6 separate regions of the Mus musculus genome follow, and all the other regions are linked to region 5. The links are chromatin loops, found by intact Hi-C in ENCODE. Cell type or tissue: gastrocnemius. All regions are shown on one strand. Region 1 has its middle 5.1 kb from the start of Gm24474. Region 2 holds the start of Gm46355 (a long non-coding RNA gene). Region 3 holds the start of Gm32369 (a long non-coding RNA gene). Region 4 has its middle 9.0 kb from the start of Actr10. Region 5 has its middle 41 kb from the start of Gm32219. Region 6 overlaps Frmd6 (FERM domain containing 6).

The links. A loop is a pair of places that touch in the nucleus more often than their neighbours do. Peaks named below come from ENCODE experiments on the same cell type or tissue, not always from the same donor. Only the 100,000 strongest peaks of a DNase experiment are listed, where the experiment ranks them.
Region 1: a loop joins it to region 5, with 3 times the contacts of the local background. A loop is called at or near these places in 6 of 42 quality-filtered maps.
Region 2: a loop joins it to region 5, with 15 times the contacts of the local background. A loop is called at or near these places in 41 of 42 quality-filtered maps.
Region 3: it touches region 5 in a loop (2.9-fold over the local background); 4 of 42 quality-filtered maps call a loop at or near these places.
Region 4: a loop joins it to region 5, with 4 times the contacts of the local background. A loop is called at or near these places in 35 of 42 quality-filtered maps.
Region 6: it touches region 5 in a loop (4-fold over the local background); 7 of 42 quality-filtered maps call a loop at or near these places.

Annotation. Positions count from the first base shown.
Region 1 is chr12:70,652,367-70,657,366 of GRCm38, reverse strand. No RefSeq gene overlaps it. Among named protein-coding and RNA genes, the nearest start is that of Gm24474, 5.1 kb to the right of the region's middle. In gastrocnemius, a CTCF peak has its summit at 4,433 (motif pointing right); DNase peaks (open chromatin) are centred at 385 and 2,684; H3K27ac peaks cover 2,551 bases.
Region 2 is chr12:70,909,098-70,914,097 of GRCm38, reverse strand. It overlaps Gm32664 (a long non-coding RNA gene), which reads right to left. Exons shown (of 4, transcript XR_381658.4): 4 at 4,318-4,502. It overlaps Gm46355 (a long non-coding RNA gene), which reads left to right and starts at 1,944. Exons shown (of 2, transcript XR_001780623.2): 1 at 1,944-2,340; 2 at 3,348-4,645. Gm10457 (a long non-coding RNA gene) reads right to left here and starts at 2,211. Exons shown (of 2, transcript XR_003950189.1): 1 at 1,336-2,211; 2 at 1-1,166. In gastrocnemius, CTCF peaks have their summits at 493 (motif pointing left), 2,840 (motif pointing right) and 3,673 (motif pointing right); DNase peaks (open chromatin) are centred at 499, 1,791, 2,864 and 3,688; H3K4me3 peaks cover 196 bases; H3K27ac peaks cover 1,448 bases.
Region 3 is chr12:70,681,560-70,686,559 of GRCm38, reverse strand. It overlaps Gm32369 (a long non-coding RNA gene), which reads left to right and starts at 4,345. Exons shown (of 3, transcript XR_003950187.1): 1 at 4,345-4,807. In gastrocnemius, no CTCF peak of the experiment used is centred here; DNase peaks (open chromatin) are centred at 975 and 2,014.
Region 4 is chr12:70,926,368-70,931,367 of GRCm38, reverse strand. No RefSeq gene overlaps it. Among named protein-coding and RNA genes, the nearest start is that of Actr10, 9.0 kb to the left of the region's middle. In gastrocnemius, a CTCF peak has its summit at 1,879 (motif pointing right); no DNase peak of the experiment used is centred here.
Region 5 is chr12:70,492,651-70,497,650 of GRCm38, reverse strand. No RefSeq gene overlaps it. Among named protein-coding and RNA genes, the nearest start is that of Gm32219, 41 kb to the left of the region's middle. In gastrocnemius, CTCF peaks have their summits at 1,945 (motif pointing left) and 2,674 (motif pointing left); DNase peaks (open chromatin) are centred at 1,969, 2,195, 2,653, 3,774 and 1 more place; H3K27ac peaks cover 2,082 bases.
Region 6 is chr12:70,892,138-70,897,137 of GRCm38, reverse strand. It overlaps Frmd6 (FERM domain containing 6), which reads right to left. Exons shown (of 14, transcript NM_028127.3): 11 at 3,196-3,531; 12 at 2,130-2,261. Among named protein-coding and RNA genes, the nearest start is that of Gm32664, 8.8 kb to the left of the region's middle. In gastrocnemius, no CTCF peak of the experiment used is centred here; DNase peaks (open chromatin) are centred at 1,743, 2,046 and 2,197; H3K27ac peaks cover 1,186 bases.

The DNA.
Region 1 (5,000 bases), 160 kb before region 5:
GAACCATCCAACTCTCTGAGTTCTCCTCACCATACTGCCTGCCTTCTGGTAGACCCAGAAGGAAAATGCAATTAAAAATTATAAAACACAATTTGAATAAACAAAATAAAACACGATACAAATTAAGGCCAGTTCCTGAAGTAAGAAAACAAAAGATCCTGCTCACATATGCTCAAAGCTGTTTCTGATTTACTGACTGAATGGCTCGCTCCAGCAAACGTTTGGACAGCCCATGTGACAGCAGGCATGCTAACACTTTCCAGTCAAGAGCCTTGGAGATTCCTTGGTCAGTCCACACCTGCTGTTCTAACCACACTGGCCACTTTTGGGAGCCTCAGGTTTAAGTTTCCGCAGTCCAAGAAGTGTAGTAACAGCCAGCTTGGGTGCTCAAAGAAAACAGGTTCTGAGGAGAGTCAACTTGGGGCCCAGGTGGCACATTTCCTGCAGTGTCTGTCCCTCCCCCGGGCTTTGCACTTTTGAAGATGACAGGCACTTGGCACTTTCCCCCCTTTTGGATTGTAGCTGTAAGCCTGCAGAGTGTGACCTTCTTAAAATGACGGCAGCATGAATGTGATCCAGGCTTTGAACTTGAGGCCTCTTAGCCTGAAGAGATGATGCATGCTAATATCTTCACCTTCAGAGTTCTACATGTGGCTCCGCAGACATTAATTACTATTATTTGTCTTGCATCTTTATTAGCATATGTTAATTGTACAACGAAGTGAGCTTCATGGCTTTTACATGTATGAATATAATGCATTTTGCTCATATTCCTTCCTTTAGTGGTCTTTCTTATGGCCCCCTTCCCTTATAGCTCCCCCTTTTCACATCCCTGGAGTCCCCCTTTTAATTTCATGTGCTTCTCTTTTTAACTCTCTGCAGTAGATTCTACAGATGGGTGGAAACATTATCCAATCAATAAACGTACTGTGGGCTTAACCAGCCATTCTCAGAGAAGGAAGTACAAACGGCTAATGAATACAAAGCAATGTTTAACACCCTAACCCACCAGGGAAGAGGAAGTCAAAACTGCACTGAGATGCCTTCTCACCCTCGTCTGAATGGCTATGACCAAGAAAACAACAGATGCTGGTTAGGATGTGGGATGAGGAACCCTCACTCACTGCTGGAAGGGATAGACATCAGTACATACAATGCTGTGGGCATCTGCAGGGAGATTTCTCAAAGAAAATTACAAGTAAACGTGTGTATGACCCAGCCATACCCCTCCCCCGCTGAGCATCTACCCGAAGGACCACAGGTCAGCTCACCACAGAGGCACCGGCACACCCATCTTTATACAGCACTGTCCACAATGACCAAATTACAGAATCAGGGTAGGTGGCTAGCCACAGATGAATGGATAACAAAGAATGAATTTATAGCATTTGCAGGGAAAAGGATGAAATTGCATACATTTAAGTGACATCAGCCAGATCTTCAGAACTAGAGAATTCCTCATCGCAGTTCCTTTTGGTTTTTTGTTTGTTTGTTTGTTTGTTTGTTTGACATAGCGTTTGTCTCACCATGTAACCCCTGATGGCCTGGAACTTACTACATAGATCAGGTGAGTCACCATGGTCTTTTGGCCCATGTTTCCAGATTGCTGTGATTAGAGGTGTCTGCCATCATGACTGGCCTAGGAATTAATCATGACAGCTATGACTCAGCATGTTGAATGGACAGTCATTTACTGGACAATGCATTATAAGGTTTTCATTTACTGGAGGAAAGTGAGCAACAACCTTTACCACCACATCACGACTCCCTGCTCCCCGACACACAGCTACTATTCCTCCAGTGGACTGCCAGCCTTCCAGCTTCTTAGCAAAGAACTCATTTCAGCCTCACATGTGGGCCTGCTGCTCTCCCCTCCAGTAACCACTGCAGGATGAACATAGGCAGGTAGGTCATCACAGGTCTTTCTTTTCAACCAGTGTTTGGCAGGTTTTTTTTTTACCCAGCAGGCCAACATGCTGTGCTGGCTCGTTTGTGTCAACTTGACACAAGGTAGAGTCATTTAGGAAGAGAGGACTTCAATTAAGAAAATGCCTCTATCAGACTAACCTGTGGGCAAGCCTGTGGTCTATTTTCTTAGTTAGTGATTGATTGTGGGAGGGCCCAGCCCATCGTGGGTGGGGTTTGCTGGGGAAGGTGGTCCTGGGAGGTATGAGAAAGCAGAATGAGTAAGCTATCAGGAGGTCAGTAAGCAGCACCCTCCGCGCCCTCTCCTTCACTTCTTGCCTTGATTTCTTCAGGGATGGACTGTTACCTGAAAGCAAGATAAATCTTTTTTCTCCCTAAGTTGCTTTTGGTGACTGTGTTTCATCCCAGCAGTAGAAACCCTAAGTAAGATACAGGCAACATAGAAACAACTATAAAAATCCAAGTGGGAACTGGTCTCTCAACCTTTTTTTTCTCAGTTGCTAGTCTTGGTTTTCCTGCTTGGCCACAGACAATGACCTCAGCTATTCAGTGACCTTTCAATTATGTAGCCTCAGTTGTTACATAAATCCACGTTTATGTGTCAACTGTGTTTGTAAACCATGGCACCAGATTCCCAAGTTGCAACTGTGTTCCCTCACGGCTCTGCAACTTTTCAAGGCCTTGACAGTAACTTGGCCCTGACTCTTTCTCAACTCTGCTTGCCAACCTCCGATGACAGCTCAGCTTGGCTGTTGCCACAGCCTTCCCTCTAGCCTCCCTGAGTTGGGCTTCCTGCCCACCAGCTTGCATCTCAGGACAGTCTCTTCCTGGTCCCATCCCTCTCTCAATCAAGATTAGACAATGCATTGTTGGAGCCTATCAAATCCAAACACCCTTGCCCGACTTGTAAAGCTTCCATAGTCTCACTGCACCCATCTCCATTTTCTTCCTCAGAAAGGTCAATCCACTCCCACTGAACCATGAGGCTCTTCTCTCCAGTGGCAGCACTCCTTTCCAGCTGTCATTTCCCACCTCAGATGACCCCTTTCTTGTTTAGGTCCCCAGCTAGTTGTATTTTACCTAACACACAAAAAAAAGCCCAGTTCGAGTCTAAACTCTCTAAACAAATGGTCCCTACCTCTTCACTATGCACTGGTCACTTCTTTCTTTCTTATTGTGTGTACAAATAAACAATGGCATGCATAACAGTCGTGACGAGCCAACTTCTGCTGGACACTTCTTATGTGTCACGCTTTCTTGGGAAAAGCAACTTTATTATTTTTGATTACAGATGGAGAAACACGGGCCCAGGGGAAACAACGCAGCCAGGGTAACACCTGTGAGCTATTTGTTTCTCCCGTGCATTGCTTCATTCGCTCTCCACTGAGAGTGGAGACAAAGCTCAATGTTTCTTACAGAGCTGGGATGAGGCAGTGAGTCTACTATAAGGTATTGGTTCTGCTGGTCATTGATACACGCAAGTGATATACATCTTTTAAAATGCTTACCCGACAGGAGTTGTCTCATTTATCAAATGAGCAAATATCTGCTTTACAAAGAAGTCCTTTGGAGCCCAGAGATGAACAGTTAGTGGGAAACCATAATCTATAAATTCCCCTGTGTTATTTTATACGCTCCACATATGCTTGAAGTGTTTAAGATGGCATTCCATAGAGTTGTCAAGAACTATTAATGGGATTGGGTGGCATTTTAGGAGGGTCACTGGGCAGGGGCAGAGGTCACTGGCCAACATCTTGATTTTCTGATTTTGTTTTTCAAAATTACATGGCAGCAAGATTTTCTAAGAAGCAACCACATTTTTGTAGCACAGTATTAGAGTTTTCTTCATATCTCTTCCAATATATTTTTTTCTTTTAACAATCAAGGGAAGTAGAGAGATAAATTCAAAAAAGACAAATATCACAGTGTAACCATAAAGGAAGGAGGGAAAGGATCGAAGTTTAGATGAACATTTAACATTTATGACAATCACTCGCTTTTGTCCCTATACCTATTCTAGTTAACCGTGTACAAGCAAGAATTCATGAGATTTCCCCTTCTCCTACTTCAAATCAAAGCTTCACTAAAGGCCAAAATCATAGAGGAGAAACATTCTGTTTCAAGATTCTCAGCTTGTCTCAACTGTAGTTTATGAATTCCCAAGAAAACTCATAAGGAACTGGCAGTTGTAAACTGATACATCAGCTGAGAAGACAGATTCCATCCTACTTTGACTGTCTACTGACTAATGTTCCCTTTCACCCATGCTAAGAATTTTTCTAACTGATCAAAAAAGATCAGATGAGGAAAAAGAAAAGCATTTATAGACCTTGTTTCTTTGGTTTTCTTTCTGAAATTTTTTTCATTATTTGTTTTGTGTGTGTGTGTGTGTGTGTGTGTGTGTGTGTGTGTGTGTGTGTGTGTGTGTTTGTGTGTGCATACCCTGCTGAGTGTAGGTATGTGCACTGTGTGCATGCAGATGCCCTCCAAGGCCAGAAGAGGGCGCTGTATCTCCCGGAACTGCAGTGAGAGGCAGCAGTGAGCACCCAGTGTGTGTTTGGAACTGAAGGCAGCCCTGAGTGCTCCTAACTACTGCTCTGTCGATCCAGCCCCTCTATGTAGTTTCTTCTGGCCCCAGCTTATTGGGATCCCTTCACTTTTAATTGATGGTAGACCTTTCCATCTGATCTGGTAGTAATCTCAGTTTAGAAATAAACTGGGTTTCAAACTTAAAGCCACTTAGAGAAAAGAGTATTTCTTGGTAAATGGTAACATTTTGTATTTTTTTCCCAATTATAAAATAACATCAGCTCATTATGGAAAACTTGAACTACAAGTTCTTTATCCTTATTTATCAATTTCTTTGTGTGTGATTTTAGCTTTCCAGATCTAAATAAACCCCATTTCCCATGGTACACATTAGCACTTAATGTACAGTTTAGAAACATTTGAGATACTTATTTTGTATTTTATGTAGATCAGAGTGATCATTAGAGACATTTTTTCTACCTCCCTCCCTCTTTCTGCCATCTGCCTGTCTCTCAGTCTCTGTCTCCATCTTTCTCTCTCTGTCT
Region 2 (5,000 bases), 420 kb before region 5:
CTTGTCTTTGTTTCCACACAATCAGGTCTCCCAACTCCAACATGAGCTGTGTGTGTGTGTGTGTGTGTGTGTGGGGGGGCTCTCTTCCATCGATCAGGGAACATCTGAGCACTGGTGAGGTTTTAAAATTCATGAATTCCTTGCCAGATGTGATTGCTCACATCTGTAATTCCAGCGCTCGGGAGGGTCACCATGGATTTGAGGTTACCACGGGCTACAGAGTAAGACTCTATCTCAACAAAACAAAACAACAAAAAAGCCAAACCCTTTCTCTGTCTGTCAAACAGATTGGAATATATTCCTTCTTCCTCTCCCACCATCAAAGGCATGCATTTACACTTCTCTCCCTGTCCCCTGCTTCAGCATGTCTATACACATACACCATCTATCTCCTGTGGCTGTACCAGTCCTGGCAAGATAGGAGTGGAATTTAATCTGCATCCTTTCTCAGACACACCCAAGCCTGACTCTGCCAGTCCTCAGCGCCCAGGCTCCCTGCTGCCCTCTGCTGGCGGGGGTGTTCATTTTCTTTTCAAGTCCTCCCTACTTGCATAAGGCACGTTAGGAAACCTAGAGTATCTGCAGTGGGTGGCTGGTAAATCTCATTTTGCAAACAGGAGACTATTAGGATTGCATGAGGGAATCACAGGCCCAGTGCTTACATTAGGTGATGATATCTTTCCCAAGAAACTGCAAAATGTGGTATAGATGCAAGAATAAATGGTTGGAAATATACATCTGGAAATGGGGTAGTCAGAACCCATACCTCCAGATGAAACCGTAGTAGTTAAGAAACCAAGGAAAACTCCTTTGGACCCTACCTCAGTGCCGTCAATGACCATTTTAGCCCCCAGTGAGACACGGGCCTCTCCACTGAGGCACTTTCTGTTCACCAGGCTGCTTGCAGGTCTGTGCTGATCCTGATAAGTGTGAATGGGTAGAGGAGTGTGGCTAGGGTGAGGAAAAAATTGTCCTTAGAGAGGCATGCTGATGAGAGTGGAGGAACTGTAAGTCACCTGCAGGGACCACAGTACTTCTTTGCTGCTGGAGAGCTTGGCCACAGAGGGTGAAGGAGACGCTCGTACCAGAAACAGTTTCGAGATCTCAGGGTACTTTGCATAGGCCACCAAAGGGCTGGAGCTCCCGCTGGAAGCAGTGGAGAGGCCCTGGAGATTTCAGGAAAGGCAGTTCAAAAATGTACACAGATCCCTCTGAGATGGGGAGGCAGATTTCCATGCATCTCCCTGTACATGTGGAGACAGGTTAGGATGACAGTGCAGTAGTTTAAGAACAAGACAATGGTGGCTAGAAGCAGGATGCTGGTGAAATAAATACCTGGAAACATCTGGGAGACCCACATAAGAGGGTCTACTAAATGGCCGACTGTCAAGTATCAAGGATGACTTCTGGGCAGGAGACAAAGCTTAGACAGAGAGCAGTTGCCCAGTGGCTCTGTCTTTAGTTCTCAACACTGAAAAAAAAAGGTTATTTCCAAATTATCTCCAAATTTCTGGCTTAAGGGGGTGAGGGACGGGGCCAGACCGTGGCCTCACAAGCTGATAGGGAGACTCCCAGGCGGAGTTAGTTTAGAAGTGAATGTTGTGATAATGATCTGAGGTGCTCTAAATACAGGGAGGTAGAGGTGACTAGCAGGTATCCAAGGCTGGGGGCTGGGGGGTGGTATGGCTAGGCTCCCTCTGTACTGGGAGACGGCACTGGATAGGTGCAGTTCAAACCATGAAGTGGTTGAAGTCAAGAGATGGAAGTCACGGAGGGCAGTCTGGGAGCAGACCTGGGAAGGGACCAGAGATGCTGCTGGTGGAAGCCAGAAGGGAGACTGGGGGATGACCTTCGAGGTAGAAAGAGCACAGAAGGGCTTGTTGTCATAGCAACGAGTGACAAGAGCTCCCAAAGAGGAAGCATTCGCTAACAGGCAGCGTTCCATCACAGTGTAGCCTGGAAACCTCCTCAAGAGTTTGGTAATGAGGAGGTTGCAGAGGCAGAGGGTAGCAGGTGAACGGGAAATGGAGTTGAGAAAGCAGAGACGGTTGGGATGGATACCTTCTGGGACTGTACGCTAAAGGGAGGATGGACAGATGGACAGAGGGCAGAGAGTCTCTTCTGCTTCTGTGTTTTGATTGTGTGTTGGTTTAAAAAGGAGATCTTCTGTCATGGACTGAGAGGAGGAAGTGAGTTCAGGACATGAACTGAAGGGCGTCTTAACGCGGGTGAAGGGGCGTGGTCCTAAATGGTAGGAAGAGACAGGGCAGCAGTAAATGGTGACTGCAGGTGCGCATGCAACATCGTGCAGGGCAGAAGAAAGAGCGTCAAGATGGGCGAGTGAGTAGAGATGACTTTTGGTTTTTTTTTTTTTGTTGTTGTTGTTTTGTTTTTTTCGAGACAGGGTTTCTCTGTATAGCTCTGGCTGTCCTGGAACTCACTCTGTAGACCAGGTTGGCCTCGAACTCAGAAATCCGCCTGCCTCTGCCTCCCGAGTGCTGGGATTAAAGGCGTGCGCCACCATGCCCGGCTAGAGATGACTTTTAAAGTGAGAGGGGGGAGAGACGTGGTAAGGAGCTCTGGGTACTCTCGCAGAAGACCCGGGTTTGGTTCTCACATGGTGGTTCACAGTTTTCTCTAACTTCAGCTCCGAGGATCTGACCTTGGCCTTTTCTGGCCTCCATGGGCACTGAAGATATGTGTTACATTTGCACACATGCAAGCAAAACATACCCATAAAATAAAAAACAAATAAGCCTTAAAGTGAGAGAGAAGTAGATGCAAAGCAACCGAACAGAGGCACAAAGACTGGAGGTGAGGTACTCAGAGGGTTCTAGTGACCACCAGAGGGCAGTGTGGACCGCAGTGTGAGCACTGAAGGAAGGCTGACCGGGACCGGGGCTAGGTGGCCTTGGGCAAACAGTCTGATCTTCCCTGAGACTCTTTCTCTTTTGGAAAATGAGGACTATAAAAGGACCTCCCTCAGCTGGGCAGTGCCCTTAATCCCAGCACTCGGGAGGCAGACACAGGTCAGTCTCTGTGAGTTTGAGGCCAGTCTGGTATACAGAGTGAGTTCCAGGACAGCCAGAGCTACATGGAGAAACCTGATCTCAAAAATCTAAAACTAACCAACCAACCAAAAGAACTCCCCTCCCAGAAGTGCTTCATGTGTTAAGTAATTTCTTCTGTGTGAATGTGACTGGTAGTGGAGAGAAGCCAGCAGGAAATCAAAGCGCTAAGCCAAGGACAGCCTTTGGGTTTGGTGTCTTTCTCTGCTTCTCACAGGTCTGAAGTTGACTCCGGGGTAGAGGGCCATTCACATATCTTTCTTTACTTTGTCCTTCAAGCATCCAGCCTAGTGCTGGACTTACAGAAGGCCTTCAGCGGTGTGTTAGGTAACTGGCTAAATGAACCACACACAGTCACCATCTACCTCTCCAGACTCCTGACTGGAAAGAGCTCACTGCAAGGGCACCATCCTGACCTCTGCCTTCACAACCCAGGAGTCACCAGGCCAAAGGATGGCCACACAGGACCATGGAATCTATTCGCTGATACAACCTCGTTAGCTAGTCCTAGGCTTGGCCAGGGCCGCTGTGAATGAAGTTCAGGGGGCGTTTCCAAGCCTATCATTTATACATTGACCCCTGGAGCTGCTCTTGTGCATTACTCTCTTCGACCACCAGAGGTCAGGCTGCAGTCAGAACAGGCAGGGCCCAGAAAAGCCCAGCTCTGACTGAGGTCCTCCCTGCCCCGCAGGGCAGTTCATCTAGACCCACCCAGGCTTGCCTAACACCCAATAGTGACAGCAGGATTCCTTTCCTGTTTGTCACCGACGTGAGCAGAAACAAAAGAAGCTACTTGCAATCTGATTACAGCTCCAGAAAACCGTTCCCCTTTCCCACATATCATGCTTGGGAATCGCTCATCTGCCAACCAAGGAAGTGAGGGAGATGCTCTAAGAGCCAATTCCTTGCTTTGCTCACCGTTTGGAAACACAGGGTGGGACCAGGAATCTGTACGCCATGCCATCGCTGCCTCTGGTTTTGTTCACCAGTCCTGAACAGTTAGTGCTGTGAGCGACATCTACCTAGGGCTGTCTCTAAGCTGAGCCTTTGACTGGGGTCCTGCCCAAGACGGAATTATGGTTTCCCTCAGGCCTGTAAACCTCAGAATGTGGGGTTCCGGGAACATTTGAAGACATACAATTGCATTTGGTCACATAAACACCTAGCCGGGATGAAAGAGAATTCTCACTGTCCGGTGCAGAACGAAGACCACCTGGAGCCGTCCGCCCTCCCCACCCACCCTCAGTGCTCAGCGTCTTCTGATCACTTCCGAGAGCTGCTTTCCTATTTCATCCGATCTGATGTGCTTCTGTCTTCCCCAGAGCAAAACCATCTTGTACTGCGCTTCAGCTCTCTGCTCAAGATAATCCTTGCTTGTTGTCCATCGGTGAGGAAAACTCAATGCACAGCACGACCACCCTGGGGCACCAGCAGCTTCCGAGGATGGAATTGGAGGAAAGTTAACACCGAGTAGGCAAAATCCATCCTAAGATCAGCCCCACTCAGAAAAACAAAACAAAACAAAACAAAAAATGTGTAATTTAGGATGAATACAAGTCTCTTCCTCTTCTTGTTCATCTACGGCTAAGTTTTCTACCATAGCCAAACGTTATTATAGTCACTTATCTAAATCCATATGTCTGCTGTTCTACATATCTGATCAGAAGCTGCATAGGGGTGCATGTACACCTGGTCCAGTAGGGTTTCCACGAGGGGTCAGACGGGTGCCTGTATCGCTGCTCTGGTCTGCACCCCTGGAAGACTATGGTTAGTACGTCTATTAGCAAGCTTTCTCAGAGCCTACACTGTGATGATGTAAGAGGAGACCAACCATCAGAAAATAGTAAATAAATGGGTTAGTGAGTCAGAATTGGAGGTTAGGACAGGTGCTATTGACAAGCCTCTACAGGGTAAAGACACAATAGAAGCCAG
Region 3 (5,000 bases), 190 kb before region 5:
CTTGAAACTGAGTGGCAAGTAGCAGGCTCTCCATGAGCTGACTGTGTTGGCGGACAAACACGCAGGAAGACCAAGATGCCAGTTTTAGGAGCTGCCTCCAGCTGCCTTGTTCTGTGTGAGCTCAGACACGCTGATGTCTCCTAGATCTTTACATGATTTTCGTTTATGGTAGAATTTTGAAAAGAACATTGACCATGAATTATTCAGGGCCACCAGTTGCTATAGCCCCAGTATCTTCCAAATGGCCTCACATGGATCCCTGACTAGCTAGGATGTTAGAAACACTGGCACCACTTCCTCTCTGTTGCCCTAAGTGCCTGCACCAGTCAGGCTGCCCTGAGGCCACTGCAAAGCTGGGAACTGGAATTCTGGGCCAGATGTTCACGTGCACTGTCTCTGCTTTTCCCTCCAATAGAAACAGCGTTAGAGGCTGCTGCTCCCCCACCTCCTCCCTCTCATTATGTAACTAACATTTTATAGTTTCAAAAAATTCAGAAAATAAAAGGATAAAAACCATCACCAGCTTGCAATAACAATGGTAGCATTATAGTACACATTCCTTAGGCTTTTTCTATGCTGCTAGTTCTAAGTGAAATCATGTATATATGTATGCATTCTACCATATCATAAATATTACCTTTCCATGTTTATATACATAGATCTATATTATAGCTTTTGATGACTGGTTAATAGTCCAGGGCAAAATGTGCTTAGTTTATTTAATCAATTGCCTGTAGTTGGGCATTGCATGTGTTACTAGGTTACTGTTGATATAAACTAGATTCTTTATATAAACACCACTAAATACTGGTTAGATGCTTCCTTTTAGAGGAATTCTTCATAACGTAAGTGCCGGGCCAAATGCTGCCATTTAAAGGCTTTGATGTATCACATCAAAATTCTTCTATTCAAACTCCCTGCCAGCATCCGGCATCCCAGCAGGAAGCAGAACTACTCTGGTCCTCCCAGCTCAGCACAGGCACTACGAGTCCTTCAGCCCGTTCTGCTCTGGTTCTGACACATCACGTTTGCTGTTCTAACGGGGTGCTCGGTGTTCTCTCGCCTCCTTTCTGGAATCTTCCATCATCTCCTGGAGCCCCAATTTCGCTTGTGCTTCTCTCCTGCACCCGTAAACACGGACCCTGCACCTCCTGCGTGCAGGACACTGCTCCAAATGCTCCCCCACAGGCACAGGAGTGGGAAGTGACTGTGGGCCAGGCCCTGGGAGCTGGAGACGGAGCTTGGCAGAGGAGAAGACAATTGTGGCATCTTTATGGGGCGGTAGAGAGTGAAATGGGGGAGGGGAGATGCATCTAATGCAGAGAAAAGAGGGTCAGCAGAGCCAATGGTCTGCTGCTTAGATTTCTCACACTGTAGAGTTTAGGCTTTTGTTGTAGCTATGGCAGAGTCAAGGAAGGAACTCAAGCAGAGGCAGAGTGCATGGGTGGGTTCTTTGATGTTTGTGTTTGTTTTTGTTTTTGTCAACTTGATCCAAGCTAGAGTCCTCTGAGAAGAAGGAACCTCTATTGAGAAAACTCTTCCATCAGATTGATCTGTGGGGAAGTCTATGGGGGCATTTTCTTGATCAATTCTTGATATGAGAGGGCCTCGCCTCCACCACCCCACCCCCAACCCCCGTGGACAATGCCAAACTTGGGTAAACAGTCCTGGGTGGTATAAGAAAGCAGACTGTGCGAGCCACAGATAGCAAACCAGTAAGCACCACTCCGCTGCTCCGAGGTCCTGCCCTGCTTGAGTCCCTGCCTTGACTTCCCTCTATGATGGACTGTGATGGAGTGTGTAAGCCAAATAAATCTGTCCCCAAGTTGCTTTGGGTCACAGTGTGTATCATAGTAACAGAAACCTAACTAAGACGCAGGGCTTGAAACGGAGAAAGCTTATCAGCTCACGGTTCGCAGAGTTAGCTTTTGGCACTTGTATGGAGGAGTTAAGGGCGTAAGAAGGGAGAGATGGAGGCAGGACAAGCAAGGGAAAGACTGTGGGTCTACTGGTGTGGACAGTGAGTTGGAAGGAGGCCAGCAGCAATGGGGACTGGGAGCTGAGAAATGTGAGATGCAGTCTGCGGTGATAATGATGGAAAGCTCAAAGAGAGAGACTGGAAGAGAGGACGGGTTACGGAGGCTGTAGAAGACACGGGGGTGCATTTATGCTTGAACTAGTAGCACTTAAAGAACCAACTGGGCTTCAGTGGACACTTCCAAGAGGAAACTAAGTATGGACTCTGAAGAGACACAGGGAGGGGCAGTAGATACAGACAAAGGAGTTAATTGCCACTCAGAATCTACACATGTTCTGCGGCCACGTGCCACCCTCCACTAGCAATCGTGCCTTTATCCAGGCTTGGTGGATTTTATTCTAGACAGAACCTTTGTCTTTGTCTCTGACCTCTGAATCCCTGTTCTTCTCTTAGAAGTGCCTAGATGGTTATAAAAAAAGAATGGACCGGCCAGGTGTGGAGTTATAGGCCCTTGGTTCCAGCAGAGGATCCTTGAGTTGGATCTTGAGTTTGAAGTCAGCCTGGTCTATGGGGAGAGTTCCAGGACAGTCAGGTCTACACAGAGAAACCCTATCTCAAGTGAACAAGCAAGCAGGCAAGCAGGCAAGCAGGCAAGCAGGCAAGCAGGCAAGCAGGCAAGCAGGCAAGCAGGCAAGCAGGCAAGCAGGCAAGCAGGCAAGCAGGCAAGCAGGCAAGCAGGCAAGCAGGCAAGCAGGCAAGCAGGCAAGCAGGCAAGCAGGCAAGCAGGCAAGCAGGCAAGCAGGCAAGCAGGCAAGCAGGCAAGCAGGCAAGCAGGCAAGCAGGCAAGCAGGCAAGCAGGCAAGCAGGCAAGCAGGCAAGCAGGCAAGCAGGCAAGCAGGCAAGCAGGCAGGCAGGCAGGCAGGCAGGCAGGCAGGCAGGCAGGCAGGCAAGCAGGCAGGCAGGCAGGCAGGCAGGCAGGCAGGCAGGCAAGCAAGCAAGCAAGCAAGCAAACAAAAAAGAATGGACCAGCATAGCCAATTCATGTAAAAAAAATTGAAAATAAGCTCTCTGTTTTAAAATAAATGATAAGTACTTTTAACAATTAATGAAATAAGAGGTCATGAATTTGTAAGAGAGCAAGGATGGACAGAGGGGAGGGTTTGGAGGAGTAAAGGGGATAGAGAAATGATGCAATTATATTATAATATCAAGAAATAAATTGGAAAGATAAAAATACATTGGTTAGCATAATGAATTGGCCTACGCGTGGTGGACACTCCTCTAGGAGGGCATTCTGCCTCATAGCTAGAGATGTGTCAGCCACTGGGGCAAAGATTTCTGGCTTCAGTCTGAACTGTAAGAATGAGCTTCACTAGAGAACAGGCTCCCAAAGAGCAGGGTTAAGCCACGGGACCTGAAGAGGAAGGAGAGGTGTGGCTGCAGGTGCCACTGGCTCTTCAGCATCTCAGCTAGGATCTGAGTGACTCAACTAAGGTAACTGGCAGCCGCTGTCTAAATTTAAATAGAAACATTGTAAAAACAAATTTGGGCAAGCATAGTCCACTATGTTCTTTCCAGCAGCCTAATAAATCTTTGTCTAAAAGAAAATTGCTTTGAGTGTGGTGCTGAAAATGTGGTTGAGTGACAGCTCTCAGCTCCCGTTACCGCTCCCCCCTCCCACCCCACCCCCACCCCTGCCCCAGCAGCTTGCCTCCAGACTGGGAACACCTACTGTGGCCTGACTCAAAGTAGTACAGTCTCCTTCCTTGCCTGTCTACTCTCTTGTTAGACCTCCTCTCCCTGATGGGCCAAAGGAGAGATGTCTGAGGCTACCCAATACTACAGAGAATCCAATAGAAGTGTTGCCCACACTTCAAAGTAGATGCCTGTTTGCTGCCAGTCTGTCAGCAATGAGGTTCCACCCAAGCCAAAGTACAGTTAAGGAAACCTCTGTTATTTGCATACAAAATTTGGCTAGGAAGGAAATCGTCTAATTGAGATGGTGCTTAGTCCCGAGATAGATGCATGGCCTTCTCCTTTACAAATATGGGATTAGTTAGATATAAATCCTAAAACTAAAGGTTTCTGTAATAAGCCAGGAATCTGAGCTGTATAGAAAGATAGTGGGGGCACACGCCTTTAATCCCAGCACTTGGAAGGCAGAGGCAGCCTGAGTTCAAGGCCAGCCTGGTCTACAGAGTGAGTTTCAGGACAGTCAGGGCTACACAGAGAAACCCTGTCTAGAAAAAAAAAGAAAGAAAGAAAGAAAGAAAGAAAGAAAGAAAGAAAGAAAGAAAGAAAGGAAAAGAAAGAGAGAGGGGAAGGAAGGACAGAAGGAAGGAAGGAAGGAAGGAAGGAAGGAAGGAAGGAAGGAAGGAAAGAAGGAAGGAAGGAAGGAAGGAAGGAAGGAAGCGCAGAGGAGGTAACATTATCCCACAGAGAAGATGATGCGGAAGATGGGAATAAACAGCATCCCTCAGTAAAGTGAGGTTACATGGAGAGAATTGGTAACTACTGCTCTGGAATGCTTCTGGTTATAAATGCTCAAGGCGCTGACCACAAATGGTATGAACACCTCAAAGGAGACAGAAAGAGAAGGCACGGACAGATTCTGAGTTTCTGTTTCCAGTCTCTTATTCAGTATGTAGGGCGATGTTAAACCCACACCAGTCGACAATTTATGCAATGTCAGGGAAAGAGGCGCCTGCAGGGTACCGCTCAGTCACCTGGTTAGCCGGCAAGCTTCCCCAAAGCCTTTGCTGTGGCTTGGAAGGGCTTTGTCTCTTCAGATGATCCTTGCTGGGGCTTGGTCCTCCAGTGATGTGGAAGGTGAGGCTGTGGGGCCCCTGGGGTGTAGGGCCTTGTGGGTGGTGTCTGGGTTGTAGGCAGTGCGCCTCCAGGGGATCACAGGGCTCTAGCCTCTCTCTAGCTTCTTGTTTTGTTGCATGATCTCATCTTACCCACTGTGTTTCTGCCATGATGTCACAGCCCAGAGGCCCACACCAAGAGCCTAGCCAAAGCC
Region 4 (5,000 bases), 430 kb before region 5:
ATTTCAGGAGTCTGACCCTGAGTATGTATTTTAAGCATATTTAAGCACAGCACAATCTGGTGAAAACTTTACTGGTGATAATAAATTCAATCCCACATGCACAATGAAGCACAACGTAAGCTGAATAAAGGTTGGATATGATTACATCAAAACTCATTATAAAGTATGTGTGACACCTTTTATAAAGTTAGGTTCTATAGATGTGACACCTTCTAGAAAGATGGGTTCTATAGGTTGACAGAGAAAAAATAAGTTCACAATAAGGGTCTGGGGAGGCTCTGTGTGGTCTTGGCCACACAGATAGTGCAAAGATCACCAGACTGTTAACCATGTCTGCTCCCAGCCTTGTGGGCAGATAACAGGTTACGCATCCCTTCCTTTGAAGAAACAACCATGTGTGTTTAACATTTCAGGTATCTCTAGTGCTTATCTGTGAGCACAAAAACCTCCATGCCTCCGACATCCACAAGTGTGTCTGGATTTTTTATTTAGTTCTATTGATCAATATAAGTCTGTTTTATGGCAGTGCAAAGCTATTTTCATTACTATAGCTCTGTAGTACAACTTGAAACCTGGATGGTAATATCTCCAGAAGTATTATCATTATCATTATTATTATTGTTGTTGTTCAGAATTGTTTTAGCTATCATGTGTGTCTGTACAAAGCTGAAATTTTTCCTATAGGCGTACATTTTTTTGCAACCTACTTTTTTTTAAAAGATTTTATTTATTTATTATATATAAGTACACTGTCGCTGTCTTCAGACACTCCAGAAGAGGGAGTCAGATTTTGTTACGGATGGTTGTGAGCCACCATGTGGTTGCTGGGATTTGAACTCCGGACCTTCGGAAGAGCAGTCGGGTGCTCTTACCCACTGAGCCATCTCACCAGCCCACAACCTACTTTTAATAAGGCTTCAACCTCTCTCCTAGCCCACCACCCAGCAGAGGTAATGGAAGAGAAATGGTATTAGGATTTGGGAGAAGTGGACCTGTTCAGCAATAGTTCTTTGGGGGCAAGCTTGATCTTCTTTGGCAGCAGTTCCGTCCTGTACACCAAATACGATTCAGCAGCTGCAGATGAATTCTCTAGGTAGGCAGACACCAGGCACAAACTGGCAGCTACAGTCCAGTTCTTTCAGCCAGACTAGCCAACCAGCCCGAGACGAGGCTGCAGAAGCAGCAAGCTGCTGCTGAAACCTTACAGCACTTCTTGGGTGAATTTCTTCTCTCAATGGCAGTATTGCTACAAGTTGAGCTCAACGACACTATGTAAAGCAAACCAATACATGTCTGTCTTTAGCAAAGAATAGCATGGTGGAGCAAACCAAACCAAAGCTCAGTGCCCATCCCTCAGTGTCTGTGAGGTCATATTTGTACTCTTTCATCAAGCCTCCTTTCACGTGTCTGCTGTATCAAAACATCCTTTCACCTGTGTCTGCGTCCTCAAAACAGCCTTCATGTGTTTGCTTTAGCAAAACATCCTTTCGCCTGTATGCCCCAGCAAAACATCATTTTGATATAACTTTTCAAAGAAACTACAAGTTTCCACTTCATCTTTCTTTTAATTTCTGTGAAGAACTGTATTGGAATTTTGATGGGCATTGCCTTGAATCTGAAGATTGCTTTTGGTGGGATAGTCATTTTTAGTCTGTCTCTTATAAATAGGAAAGCTATTGATTTTGTGTGTTAATTTTTTATCTGGTACTTTACTGAAAGAGTTTATTGGTTGTAGAAATTTCCTGGTGGAGTTTTTTAGGATCTTTTATGTATAAAATCATATCATCTGCAAATAAAGACACTTTCTTCATATTTGTTTATTATTATTATTATTGAGTGTTCTGTCTGCATGTACACCTACATACCAGAAGATGGCATCAGATCCCGTTTTAGATGGTCATAAACAATCGTGTAGTTTCTGGGAATTGAGCTCAGGACCTCTGGGAGATCAGCCAATGAGCCATCTCTCCAGCCCTTTTCCCCCTATTTGTATCTACTCGATCTTCCTTAATTGTCTTACTTAAGATTTCAAGTACTGCTGGGCGGTGGTGGTGCACGCCTTTAATCCTAGTACTTGGGAGGCAGAGGCAGGCGGATTTCTGAGTTCGAGGCCAACCTGGTCTACAGAGTGAGTTCCAGGACAGCCAGGGCTACACAAAGAAATCCTGTCTCAACCCCCCTTCCCCCCCCCCAAAAAGAGAAGACTTCAAGTACTATATTGAATAGGTTTGGAAAGAGTGAACATCCTTGTCTTATTCCTGATTTTAGTGAAAGGGCTTTGAGTTTTATGTTAGATGGGCTTGGTGTATATTGCTTTTATTATGTTGAGCTATGCTCCTCGTATCTCCAAGACTGTTTATAACAGAGGGCTTTTTGTCAAAGGCCTTTTCTGCATTTAATTAAGTGATCATATAGTTTTTGTCTTTCAGCCTATTTATATGGTAGATTATGTTTATCTATTTATAGATGTTGTACCACCCCGTATCTCTGGGATAAAACCTGCTTGATCATGGTGGATGTTTTGATATATTCTTGGATTTAGTTTTTAAGTTAAAATTGAGAATTTTTATACCTATGTTTACAAGAGAAATTGGTCTGTCATTTTCTTTCTTGTAATTTTTGTTTGGTTTAGTTATCAGGGTAATTGTAATCTCCTAAAAAGGCAATGTTCAATCAGTTTCTATTTTGCAGAACAATTTGAGGCGTTCTGGTGTCAGTTCTTTGAAAGGCGGGGAGACTTCTGTGCTGAATCCATCTGGCCCTGGGATTTGCTTGGTTAGGAGACTTAATTACTACTTATATTTAAATATGGGCCTATTTAGGATATGGGCCTATTTAAATTGCTTTTCTGATCTTGATTTAACTTATCAAGAAATTTATCCATTTAAAAAATGTTTTACAGACCTTTTTTTTTTTTTTTAGATAGAATCTCCCTCTATAGTCCTGTAGTGGCTATAACTCACTATGTGGACCAGGCTGGCCTCGAACTCACAGAGATCTGCTTGCATCTGCCTCTCAAGTGCTGGGATTAAAGGCATGCACCACCAGGCTTGGCAGAGTCCATGCTTTTCAAGTATGTCCTTAAGATTCCCTGGATTTCCTCAACGTCTATTGAGATTTCCATCTTTAGTTTTATTAATTTGGATCTGTCTTTCAGTTAATTTGATTAGAGGCTTATTAATCTTACTGATTTTTCTCAAAGACCAACTCTTTGTTTCACTGATTCTGTGTAGTATTTTACTTTCCTTGTTTCTATTTTGTTGGTCTCAGCCCTGAGTTTGATGATTTCTTATTGTCTACTCCCTTTGAGGGTTTTATTATTATTATTATTTATTCTAGAGCTTTCAGGTTTCCTCTTGTCTTAGTTACGGTTTCACTGCTGTGAACAGACATCATGACAAAGGCAAGTCTTATAAAAAACAACATTTAATTGAGGCTGGCTTACAGGTTCAGTCAATCCATTATCATCAAAGAGGGAGCACAGCAGAATCTAGGCAGGCATGGCACAGGAGGAGCTGAGAGTTCTACGTCTTCATCCAAAGGCTGCTAGTGGAAGACTAACTTCCAGGCAACTAGGGTGAGGATCTTATGCCCACACCCACAGTGACACACCTATTCCAACCAGGTCACACCTATTCCAACAAGACCATACCTCCAAATGGTGCCACTCCCTGGCCTAAGAATATACAAACCATCACACCTGTTAACTTGCTAATACAATCTTCCAAGTTTTGTGTTTTTTAAAATGTAGTCAGTCAGTGCTATGAACTCGCCTCTTAGAGCTGCCTTCATTGTGTCCTGTAGGTTTGTGTATGTTGTATTTTCCTTTTTGTTCCAATAATTAAATAATGTTTTAATTATTTCCTTCCTGATTTCTGATGATCCAGTTTTCATTCAGTAGTGAGTTATTCAATCTTCATGCCTTTGTAAGCATTTTGTTGTTTCTGCTGTTGTTGTTTTGGTTTTTCGACACAGGGTTTCTTTGTGTAGCCCTGGCTGTCCTGGAACTCACTTTGTAGACCAGGCTGGCCTCAAACTCAGAAATCCACCTGCCTCTGCCTCCCAAGTGCTGGGATTAAAGGCATGGGTCACCATCAACCTTTTTTTTTTTTTAATATCCAACTTTAATCCATGATAGTTAGTTAGAATACAGGGTATTACTTCAATTTTCTTTTCAAGTATATTGTCAGCTTTGGACAAAGTTCCATGAGGTACTGAGAAGAAGGTATATTCTTTTGTGTTTGAGTGAAATGTTCTGTAGATATCTGCTAGGTCCATTTGATTGATGATGTTGTTTAACTCCAGCATTTCTCTGTTTAGTAGTTTAGTTGTCAGGGTGACCTATCTATTGGTGAGAGTGGGGTATTAAAGTCACACATTATCACTGTGTAAGGGTCCATATGTGATTTTAGCTGTAGTAGTGCTCCTTTTATACACTTGGATGTTCTTGTGCGTGGTGCATAGATGTTTAGAATGGCGATACCCTCTTGGTGGAGTTTTCTTTTGAAGAGTATGTAGGGGGAGGGTTAGTGCCAGAGTCAGCCGGGTGCCTCCACCCAGGTCCTCATACTCAAGAGCGTCACTGAGGGCAGTCATGTGATGAAGCTGGACCCAAACCCTGAAAAGAGAACTCACCATACCTGCCCAAATGGTTAGGTAAGCAGTGCCCCCCAGCACTGTACAGGGTCTCTCTGCCATTAGGCTTTTTCTGTTTGTTTGTTTTTTAAGATTTATTTATTTTATGTGTATGAGTACACTGTAGCTGTCTTCAGACACACCCACCAGAAGAGGGCATCAAATCCCTTCACAGATGTTTGTGAGCCACCATGTGGTTGCTGGGAATTGAACTCAGGACCTCTGGAATAGCAGCCAGTGCTCTTAACCGCTGAGCCGTCTCTCCAGCCCCCTTTTCCCTATTTGTATCTACTTGATCTTCTTCAATTGTCTTATTGCATTAGGTCCTATTTCTGTGCAGGCATCACACACAGACTCCTATGTAC
Region 5 (5,000 bases):
TCAGAGCACCGGAGCAGAAATGCGGGAGAAGGAAACAGCATACAGACATCTCAGTCTGTGTGTGTGTGTGGGGGGGGGGGGGGGGGAAGGGGTCTAAAGCAGCAGTGTCGCAGAGTAGAACAAAGTTCAGAGCAGGGGCGGGGAAGGGGTGGGGGATACTTATGAAGCTACTAATCTGGAGCCATGGAAGGCTGAGGGGGGGCTTGGCAGGCAGGGAGGACTATTGAGGTCGTGGCACAGCATGATCTACCAGATAGAAAGGGGTGCGCTAGAGGCAACGGGAAGGCAAGAGCAGACGCAGGTCCTTGGACACGGAGAAATGCTGGTATTTCATTCAGTGCCCAGCGGGAAGGCCGTAGGGTTGGGGTAGGAGATCCCATCCGAGTCTCACACTTTTAAAGGTTCTGTGTCTCCTGAATGGAGTGTGTGCCCTATGAAGTGTAAGGGTAGACAAGTATCAGGGTGTAACAAATTCACCCCAGAGCTCCAAACTTGCCTAGATCTGCTCTTGCTCACTAGCCCCTCCACAGTCCAGGGAGACAGATAGGTCGGGGGAGAGCCTTCTTGCTAACAGAGTTCAAATCTGCCCCTTGGGGGAAATTTGCGTAATCTACAGTTTTATTACCAGCTCTGTCCCTAGCGATGAGGATTTAGGAGGAAAGAGCCCTCAAAACCACACGGGGTCTCTGACCACTTTGCTCCTGGTCCTCAGTGGTATCGTTAGGGGAGGCAGCTGAGACTGCAGCTGGTAGACATTATTGTCTCTCCCTCCCTTTCAGATGCATGGGTCCCCGGTGGCTCTCCGACTGCCTCCCTCCCTCCTTTCAGCCCTCACTGGCTTTATAGGCCCCAGTGCCTCTAGACCCTTGTGTCAGCAGGCCCACGGGGGTACTCTGACTCTCAACCCCGTGTTTTTATATCCTGAGAGAAAAGATGAAGGTAGAGGGACACGGTTGTACTGTCATTCTCTCAGACATCTCTAGCTCACCCTCCAGGGTGGCCAAGTTTTTAGAAAACTTAAAACTCCAGCAAAAGCCACGTGTGGTGCGTGGTATACGCCTTTAATCCAAGCACATGGGAGGCAGAGATAGTTGGATTTCTGTGAGTTCAAGATCAGCCTGATTAGCAAAGTGAGTTCCAGGTCAGTCAAAGCTATATAGAGTGAGACACTATTTTAAAAACAAACAATAGCAAAAAATAAAATACATACAAACTATGTAATTGTCAAATAAGAAAATTAATCAATAAAAAGAAAACTAAATTTAAAGAAAAAATCTAGTGAGAAAGACAGCAGATGGACATTTGGGAGCCAGCAGTATACAGATGGTGGCTTAGTGTAGGGCAGATAGAATAAGACATTCTCTCCTGGACTGTGGACAGTGCACCAGAGGCCAAAGTCTCCGTGGGTCAACTCTTACGAGGACAAATGAGAAGAAACAAATCTCAACCAAACTCCAGATCTACCTCAAGGCAAACTCTTGGGTGTCACAGGACGTTTAAAATCGGGGAACAGCCACTGTGACTTTAGGCTTGATCAGAGGAGAGGAGAGGAGAGACAGGTACTTAGAACTAGATCATTGTTATTCCTTGAGTTTTTATTCCAGAGAAAGTTACTGGTGTTTATTTGGAACAGTTATAAAGAAAACCACCCACAAGGCAGGAAACCGGCAAGAAACAGCGCACACTCTAGAATCTTTTGGATTTTAACACGCGGACTCTTTAATCAAGAAGTTGCTTATAGAGTGGGCTCTTCAGCTACTCAAAATAGTCCATGGTTTTATTTGGGGCTCTGCACCTAAACATTTTTGTTGTTGTTGTTAATACGATGGGGAGAAAAGAATACATAGACCTCTTTATCCTAATTGCTAGTCAAGAATGGGAGCACAGAGAAAGGAGGGATTAAAAACCGAAAGGCTATTTGCAAGGAAATAGCTCCACCTGCTGATATGGGCTTCCGTGGGTGAGATGTGAAGGGTTTTTTGTTTGTTTGTTTGTTTGTTTGTATGTATGATTATATTTTATTGGATATTTTATTTATTTACATTTCCAAAGTTATCCCCTTTCCCGATTTACCCCCAGAGAAGTCCCTTATTCCATTCCCCCTCCTCCTGCTCCTATGAGGGTGTGCCCCTACCTGCCCACCCACTCCTGCCTTCCTTCCCTAGCATTCCCCTACCCTGGGGCATTGAGCCTTTAAGGGACCAAGGGTCTCTTCTCCTGTTGATTCCCAATAAGGCCATCCTCTGTTACATGTGCAGCTGGAGCCATGGGCCCCTCCCTCCATGTGTAGTCTTTCTTAGTTGGTGGTTTAGACTCTGGGAGCTCTGGTTGTTGATATTGTTGTTCTTCCTATGAGGTTGCAAGCTCCTTCAGCTCCTTCAGTCCTTTCTCTAACTCCTCCCCTGGGGACTCCATGATCAGAAGGAAAGGCCATCCAAAGACTGCCCCACCTGGGGATCCATCCCATATACAGTCACCAAAAGCAAACACTATTGTGGATGCCAAGAAATGCATGCTGACAGGAGCCTAATATAGTTGTCTTCTGAGAGGCTCTGCCAGAGTCTGACATATACAGTGGCGGAAGCTCTCAGGCAACCACTGGACTGTGAGTTCTTTTCCAGACATTTTACTACTTAACAAACGCAACCTTCGTGCTCCCTCTAGAGGCCAACAGATGGATAACATCTCTGCAGAAGAATATCCTAAACTCTGCAGTTTCATTTTACTGTTAATTACATTTGCTCTTAGACAATTTCAGCAGGGCATATTGACCACTCTCACTGTGCCCTGTTCCCAGATCTCCCTACCAACCCTGTCCACCACATCCCCATCCTTTCCTCAAATCTTTCTTTTGGGGTCATGTCTTCACTTCCTTTTGTGACCCACTGAGTTAAACTGGTGCCATCTGTGTGATGTGATCACTGGCTCGGAGCTGGAGTCTTGTAGGCTGAGCAGTGGGTACACGATTAATGTTCAGTGGTACAGGACAGGGCCCTGTGGCCCCTCCCCTTCTATGACTGACAGGGCCAATCTTGCGTGCGCCCCTTGCAAATAACCAGTTACTATGAGTTAAGGATTGCAAATGTTGGTCTAACGAATGGCATTTCCTTGCCCGCCACGCCATCTTTGAAACTTTACACACTGCATTCCCCCTCTTCCTTAAGGGAAGTGGTCTAAAAGACTTGTTTAGAGCTGACGCCTCTCTCTCTCTCTCTCTCTCTCTCTCTCTCTCTCTCTCTCTCTGCACAGCACGCTCAGGCACTTTGAAAGCTAGCCCGCTGGGGTGGGGATGAGCGGGCAATTGAGACTCAGTCTCAGTTTGCTTTCTTTACATCATACAACCTTCATACAATTGTGTCCTATCGTCTACAATATGGCTTTATCCTCTTATTTCTGGTTAGGCGACCAAGAGAACCAACAAGAGCCTGTATTGGTTTGGAGGCCTCCAGTGTATCCTGACAAGAGCCTGTGTAGGTATCCCACACAAGAACTGGGAACTGTATTTAGTAACACACTGCTTCATGGCGCAGTCCCATCGGAGCCAGCAGGGTAGCAGTCTTCAGCTCTCTTTTATATGTTTGGTTACAAGATAATAGGCTTGCATATGGCTTCCTTTTGCTCTTTGTCCAAGGCAATCAATCCTCTCCCTTCTTTAACACCATCCTCTCCCCAGTCCTCCCGCCTTGTTTAAATTTCCACAGTGTTTCTCCTCTATAATTTTCTTCCTCCCTATAATTTTATTTTGCTTATGTTCTTACTATCCCCCATCATGTAAGGTGCCCCTCCCCCACGACCTCTTCCCAGTGTCCTGGCTCTCACAAGCACTCCTTGTTAATGAACAGACAGCCACCAAAGCAAAACAAAAAGCCAAACACCAAGAAAACAACAACAACAAAATTAAACAACAGGCTTCAGAGCTAAACAGGGATCTCAAAAGATGAAATCCAGATGGTAAGAAAACACTTGAGATGGTTTTTGGCATCCTTGGCTGTCAGGGAAAGGCAACTAAACTATTTAAAGATTCCATCTCATCCCAGTCAGAACCGTCACCATCAAGGTTGTGATTCTCCAAGGAACAGAGCTGGTGGAATGAATCTATACTAAAGGGGTACTTATTAGATTGGCGTGCAGAGTATGATCTGGGTGGTCCAACAGTGACCATCTCACGCCAGAGAGGCCAAGAACCTATTAGTTGCTCAGTTCCCGTGGCTGGATGTCTAAGCGGTCTCAATCTGGCACTGAAGGTTCCAAGAGAGCCACTGGCCTTCATGGCACCCTGGAAGACAAAAGCTAGGTCCTAATATCAGCAAAGCAATGCAGCAAGATAGACAAACCTACCAAGGAGAGTGAAAGAAAGCAAGTGGGCCAAAGCAAGGGTTCTTTCTTCCATCCTTTATGTCTGTGGCCACTGGAAGGTGCTGCCTGAGTTCAGGGTGGGAAACCCCACTTCAGATAATCTGATAAAGAACATCCCTCACAGGGAGCCCAGCAGATTGCCCTTTAGTTAATTTCAGGGCTACTTGAGCTGACAGTGAAGATTAGCCAACTCAACAAGGACATCATCATTCCTAGGCGAGTCTGGTCTCTGAATGTAGAGCCACAGGGAAAGTGAAGTGCCTCGTAATTCTAATGGAAGGAATCCCAGGGTTAGGCTCTGTCCACCTGCATCCAGCAGCTGAACTTCAGAAACAAGTCCTGGAGCCAAGGACAGTGAACCTTAATGAAGCCCCAGAGCCAGTCTTCAAGGTTTCAGTACAGCGGTGCCGTGTAGCATCGAGACCATGCTTATAACGCTCCATCTGGTCCTAACGGCGTCACATCGAAACAGACACTGGTGACAGCTGAACAGGTGTACCATCTCCTAGCTGTGGGCTCAGTTTGGGTACCAGTGTTTTATAAACACACAGCTGGAAGGCAAATTTCCCTAGCTTTCGAGCTGATTGCTGCGGTAGTTCACTGTTGTTGCAGAACAGACACCAGAACATCATTGGTTGCCAGAA
Region 6 (5,000 bases), 400 kb before region 5:
GAGTGAGCCATTTATAATGTTAGATGCAGGTCTTAGCTGTAAAGAGGCCTCTTTACCCCATCTGCAAGACTCCCTTCTCTCCACGCATCTCGGAGTGGAGCACCAATATCATCTAGTTTTGTTTCCACGTGGACAGATGTGGGATGCTGACCTCTGCAGTCAGATGAGCCAGGACTGGAATCTGCCCAGATAATTAACCGGTTGTGTATCCAGGCCAGTTCTTAATCCGTCCCATATCTCATTAGCTTCCTTTTATATCCGGGCTACTCTCAACTAGCTTTTCAGGGATGACTAAAGAGTTGTGGCCCACAAGGGTTGGGCGCTCCTGCTGGTCAACAGACCACTGTGACCTCCGCCCCCACAGCAGACGCCAGTGGGAAGAGCCTAGGATGCAGAGAGACGCATGGAGAATTGAGCACTGGGTCTCAGAGGTCAGCACAGCCTCTGTGCTGCGAGGAAACCTCAATTTTCAGAACTAGAAATCTAAGGCTGACATTCTGACTTTAGCATGTAAGTGATGTGTCTCTCCAAAAAAATGTTTCCAGCTCCAGCTGGGTATCAGACTGAACACCACTGGAGTTTTCATTGCCAGTTGATGAAACAAGTGAGGACTGGCAGGACAGGCATAAGGACAATTGCTTCAGAGGGGCGGGGTCCCCCACCTTCCAGGAAGCTTTTACTCAGCCACTGCTAGCAGCCCAAAGCCTAGCACGCACCTTGTAAATACACAGAACGCAGTGACTTGTGAAGCTGCTTCTGGCTCACACACCATGGTTTAGAACGCTTGGGTGACGATCACGTTTGGGCGTGGTACACACTGCACTGCCAGAAGCTTGCTCTATAGACTCACGAGGAGCGTGCACCCCAGATCCCACAGGACTGAGGGGCTCTGCACTGGCAGGGATACAGTATGATTGATTGTGTGTGGGCTCTCTGGTGTCCTTGGCTCCTCTGCCTGCGAACGATCTCCTCCAAGCTCATATCACCACTAAAGAAGTCAAAACTCAAGCATGGCTGCCTCCATCTGAATCTGAGGTCAGGGTCCAAAAGCAAGGCTCATGTGGCAGAGATGCTGGACATTAGGGTGAAGCAAGGAAAATCCTGGAAGTCCCCAAGGCCCCAAAGTCACATTTTACATGGTCTGTGTCTTAGTTACATCACTTTTACATAATTTGTGCTTTTCTGGCCTAGCTTTTGAATTCTGCATAGTATCCTTTGGCAAATCTCATGTAAAGTCTGGTGTCTAGTGATCAGGCAATTCAACTATCCACTGTTTGTTTTCTCTTTCATTATTAAAAAGGCATATACATGTTTATTGAATATTATTAATAGTCATTCTATTTAAATTATATTTCTATTTGAAACTACAAAATTAATAATCTCATAAAACTGAATGCAGAAACATGATATGAGGAACTTTCCAGTGGCCCATGTACTCTACTTTCCTAGGCATTTTGGTATATGCTACTTTAAATCATTTCCTTTTTACAAACACAAACATGTAGCACTTCCTTTACATTTAATATGTAAGGAGACAAGTCAATATAATAAATAGAATGGGTAGGAGAATCAAGGTCGGTCTAGCATCATGAACCCGGTGTGGTGGGGGCGAGGACTCCCCATCTACAGGTTTGGCCTGTTTACCATGGCTCAGGCTGAACGTCTACAAGCTGTGCTTGGGCTGAGTGAGCCAATGCACTCCCACAGAGAACTGTCCCCTGTACTCTTGTCCAGGAAGAGCCAGGATGGCAGCAGCCGTGTGTCTGTGTAGTTCCCCTCTGACAACTGATGCTCAAAGCTGACAGTGGCTGAAGGACAACCGTCCAGGGCCCCTTCCCAGTGCCGGCTCCCCAAGTCTTAAGCCTGAGCAACAGAGGAGTCTGATTCGTGACATGTGGTAAAAGCTTAGATCAAACCCACACTGCTGGCTTCAGAGAAACGTGCACTACAGAACATTGATACAACCCTGGTGCCCTCACCCATCTCTTCCACAGAAGGCACCTGGCCCGGGATCAGGCCACCTGCAGTGGCTCTTCTCCCTGGTGGATTCAGAGTCCCCACCACCGTCCTATTTTTAGAGGTGCCTGCCTGGGGGCTTCTGCAGGCAACAGCTTGCCCTAAGAGCTCACCTGAGTGTCCGTTCAGCTTCCTCGACAGGAGCATATCTTCCGTGATGTAGATACACATCTCTGGGCTGACTTCCAGCGACTCTTCAGGCATCGGCTCCAGGTCCCTGGGGTCATCCACCAGCATCTCGATTTCTGAGACGTAGGCGGGGAAGAAGACAGTTAATGACCCAAAGGGAAACGAAGACCACAGCCCACAGCCACAGCACACATGTGAGGGCAGCCAGGTAGACGTTCACATCTGGGAACCCTAGGGACGAATTCTCAGTGTGACATGCTCCCTTCTGAACTGTCGTTACGGCACGACCTCTCACGCCATGCTTGATATCAATTACTCTACTCTCTAAGGAAGAGGAGAAGCTGTATGGTCTTGCTGCCATGCCCCAGGGCCCATGGATGCTGATGGGTCACTAGCGCTGGGGCCAGAACTGCTGACCCACGCCCACCTGCCCACCCACCTCCCACGGCAGCTGCCTCAGAGCTGCAGGAAGCACTCAGGAGCCTGACTTGCCGTGCAGTGTTTCTTAAGAGAGTTAATAGGCTTTTTTCATCAACCCCAGATGCTATAGATCTAATGTGAAATAGAAATGGGCTTAAAAAGAAGCACATGGATGCTAAATCTGCCTGACACAAGCTGGGACCTGTTACTTTATCTCAGCGGAGAGTAATTTCCTGGCAGCCAGGTTCTGTAGTTCTTCTATACTCCCTGTAGTTTTGGTTAAAAGGTAGAGCCCTCAAGAAACACTTTGGGAGTTAATACCATGTACTGGATGCAATTTTCTTTTTTAGAGAAAGAGGAGGATACTGGGCGCTGTGGACCTAACCACTGCCTCACTTCTTACGGGGATGAGAAACGTAAGGCATAAGGGCTACAGGGTTTCTGTCCCCTTCATGTCCCACAATCCGCCAACCCTATAGTTGCAAAGGTCCGTAACAGACACAGGCAACACAATCAGGTCACTGGGGAGGCAGCAAAGACGACTTCTCTCTCATCATCACTTAGTTACTTCCCAGACGACAGGGCTACAAGACCAACACGTGAGTGAGTAGCCGTAGTGACAGAAGTTACCCTCATCTTGCGAGTCCTCTTCCAGGCGGTCTTTGCCTCCACTCTCAACCCCAGAGGTGTGGGAGCTGCCGTGGCTGGTCATGGAGCTGCAGGTCTTCAGCTTCCGGTGCATGGCGCTGCCTGAACAGCTGTCTTCCGGCCCTGGGTCCCGGGGCTTGGTGTCTGCCTCGATGCCGGAGGTGTGGGAGCTGCTGTGGCTGGCCGTGGAGTGGCGGGACAGGCGCTTATGCTTCACGCTGCCAGCGCTGCTCCCACTGGCTCGGGACCGCTTTTCCAGCGGGTCCATGTCAAGGTCCAGGTTGTCGCTGATGTAGGATTCCCGGTACTGCTTTTTCTCTGTGTGGGAGAACACAGCTCAGCGGCATACTCTACCAAGCCAGGCCACGGACGGTGTCAGGCTGAGATCAAGGGCAGCCTCTCTGATCTAGTGACTGGGGCATTCTGGGAACTGGAGCTTGACACAGAACACTATACAAGGAGAAAACACCAGGGCAGCAGAGCAGGGGGTCTGGGTGGAGGTAGGCTTTAGAATGAAGCTTCAATATAGAGAAGTGGGCTCCTCAGAGTGTCATGGCATGCCCCTTCCTGTCTGTTCACTGCGACCGTCCAATGTGATACAAGTTCAAAACTGAGAGCACCTAACACCTTGCAGAGCAACTCGACATTGCAGGACAGCCACGACAGGCTTCCGAATTCTGCAAAGCTGTCAGAAAACAGCATGTTACATACAATCAGGTCCTCCACACTCTGTCAGTGTGCTGACTGCTGTCCATGTTACATGCCTCTATGTTCAGTTTGGCTCCTGATGCCTTTAGGTGCTAAACCTAACAAGACAGAGTTGTTCAGGAAATCTCTTTCGAAGACTCTAAAACTTAGCTTTTCAAAAGTAATCCAAGACTGGCTTTCTCCTGTTTGGCCAAACAATGAGGCGTTATCTACCATGGTCATCATTACTGGTTTAGGGACATACCAGGTGCCCTCTGATTGGTAAAAGTCCTCAAATTTAACAGATCAGTGTTGTTGTTGATACGGTCAAAGTCAGACCCTGGAAAGCCAGACATTAAGAAACATTCTTGACAAACACTGAGCTAAACACACTCAAAGTTACGAGTCTCAGCTGAATGGTGGTGGTGGTGGTGGTGGTGGTGGGGCGCTGTGCTCAGAGCGGAATACCTATTACATCTCGGGTGAGAAAAATGTCAGAGAAACAGTCTATCCTCCTTGTCTTACTACTGAGGAGAAAGAAACACAGTAGAGCAATGCTAAGGACAGAGTACATTGGAGGAACATTAAACTGATGTAATTTTAGACTAGCAGTCTAGCTGGAATCTCGGGGGCTTCTTAATAGACATACTTGCCCTGCTTCTTGGCTAGGTGGGGTCATTCGCAGCCCTGATGTCTGCACACAGCCCTGAACCTGCACCCCCACCTGCTCTCCAGAGGAAAATGGGTGGCAGAAGAGAGAACAGAGGTCTGGCAGATGCAGCCCTGTGCCTCCTTCTGAGCACAAGGCATATTGCCAGGATACCCATGCTCTCTACAGAGTCTGTTTTGGAATATAATGTAGTAAGTGTGGCTTCTTGGCCTGCGACCCATGGATGTTCTAGGAACTGCAGCCTAACTGTAACTGTTTTCATGACTCAAGGCATCTTTCTTCCCCTCTTACCCCCACGGCAGTGTTCTTGTGATCACCGTCTATAAAAATGGCGAGACGGCAGTATCTTAGAAAGGTACATAGAAGTGAAATGTAAGAACACTCCTTCTTTTTATGCTCAACTAATGCCATAAAAGGGCTTTTCTGGTTA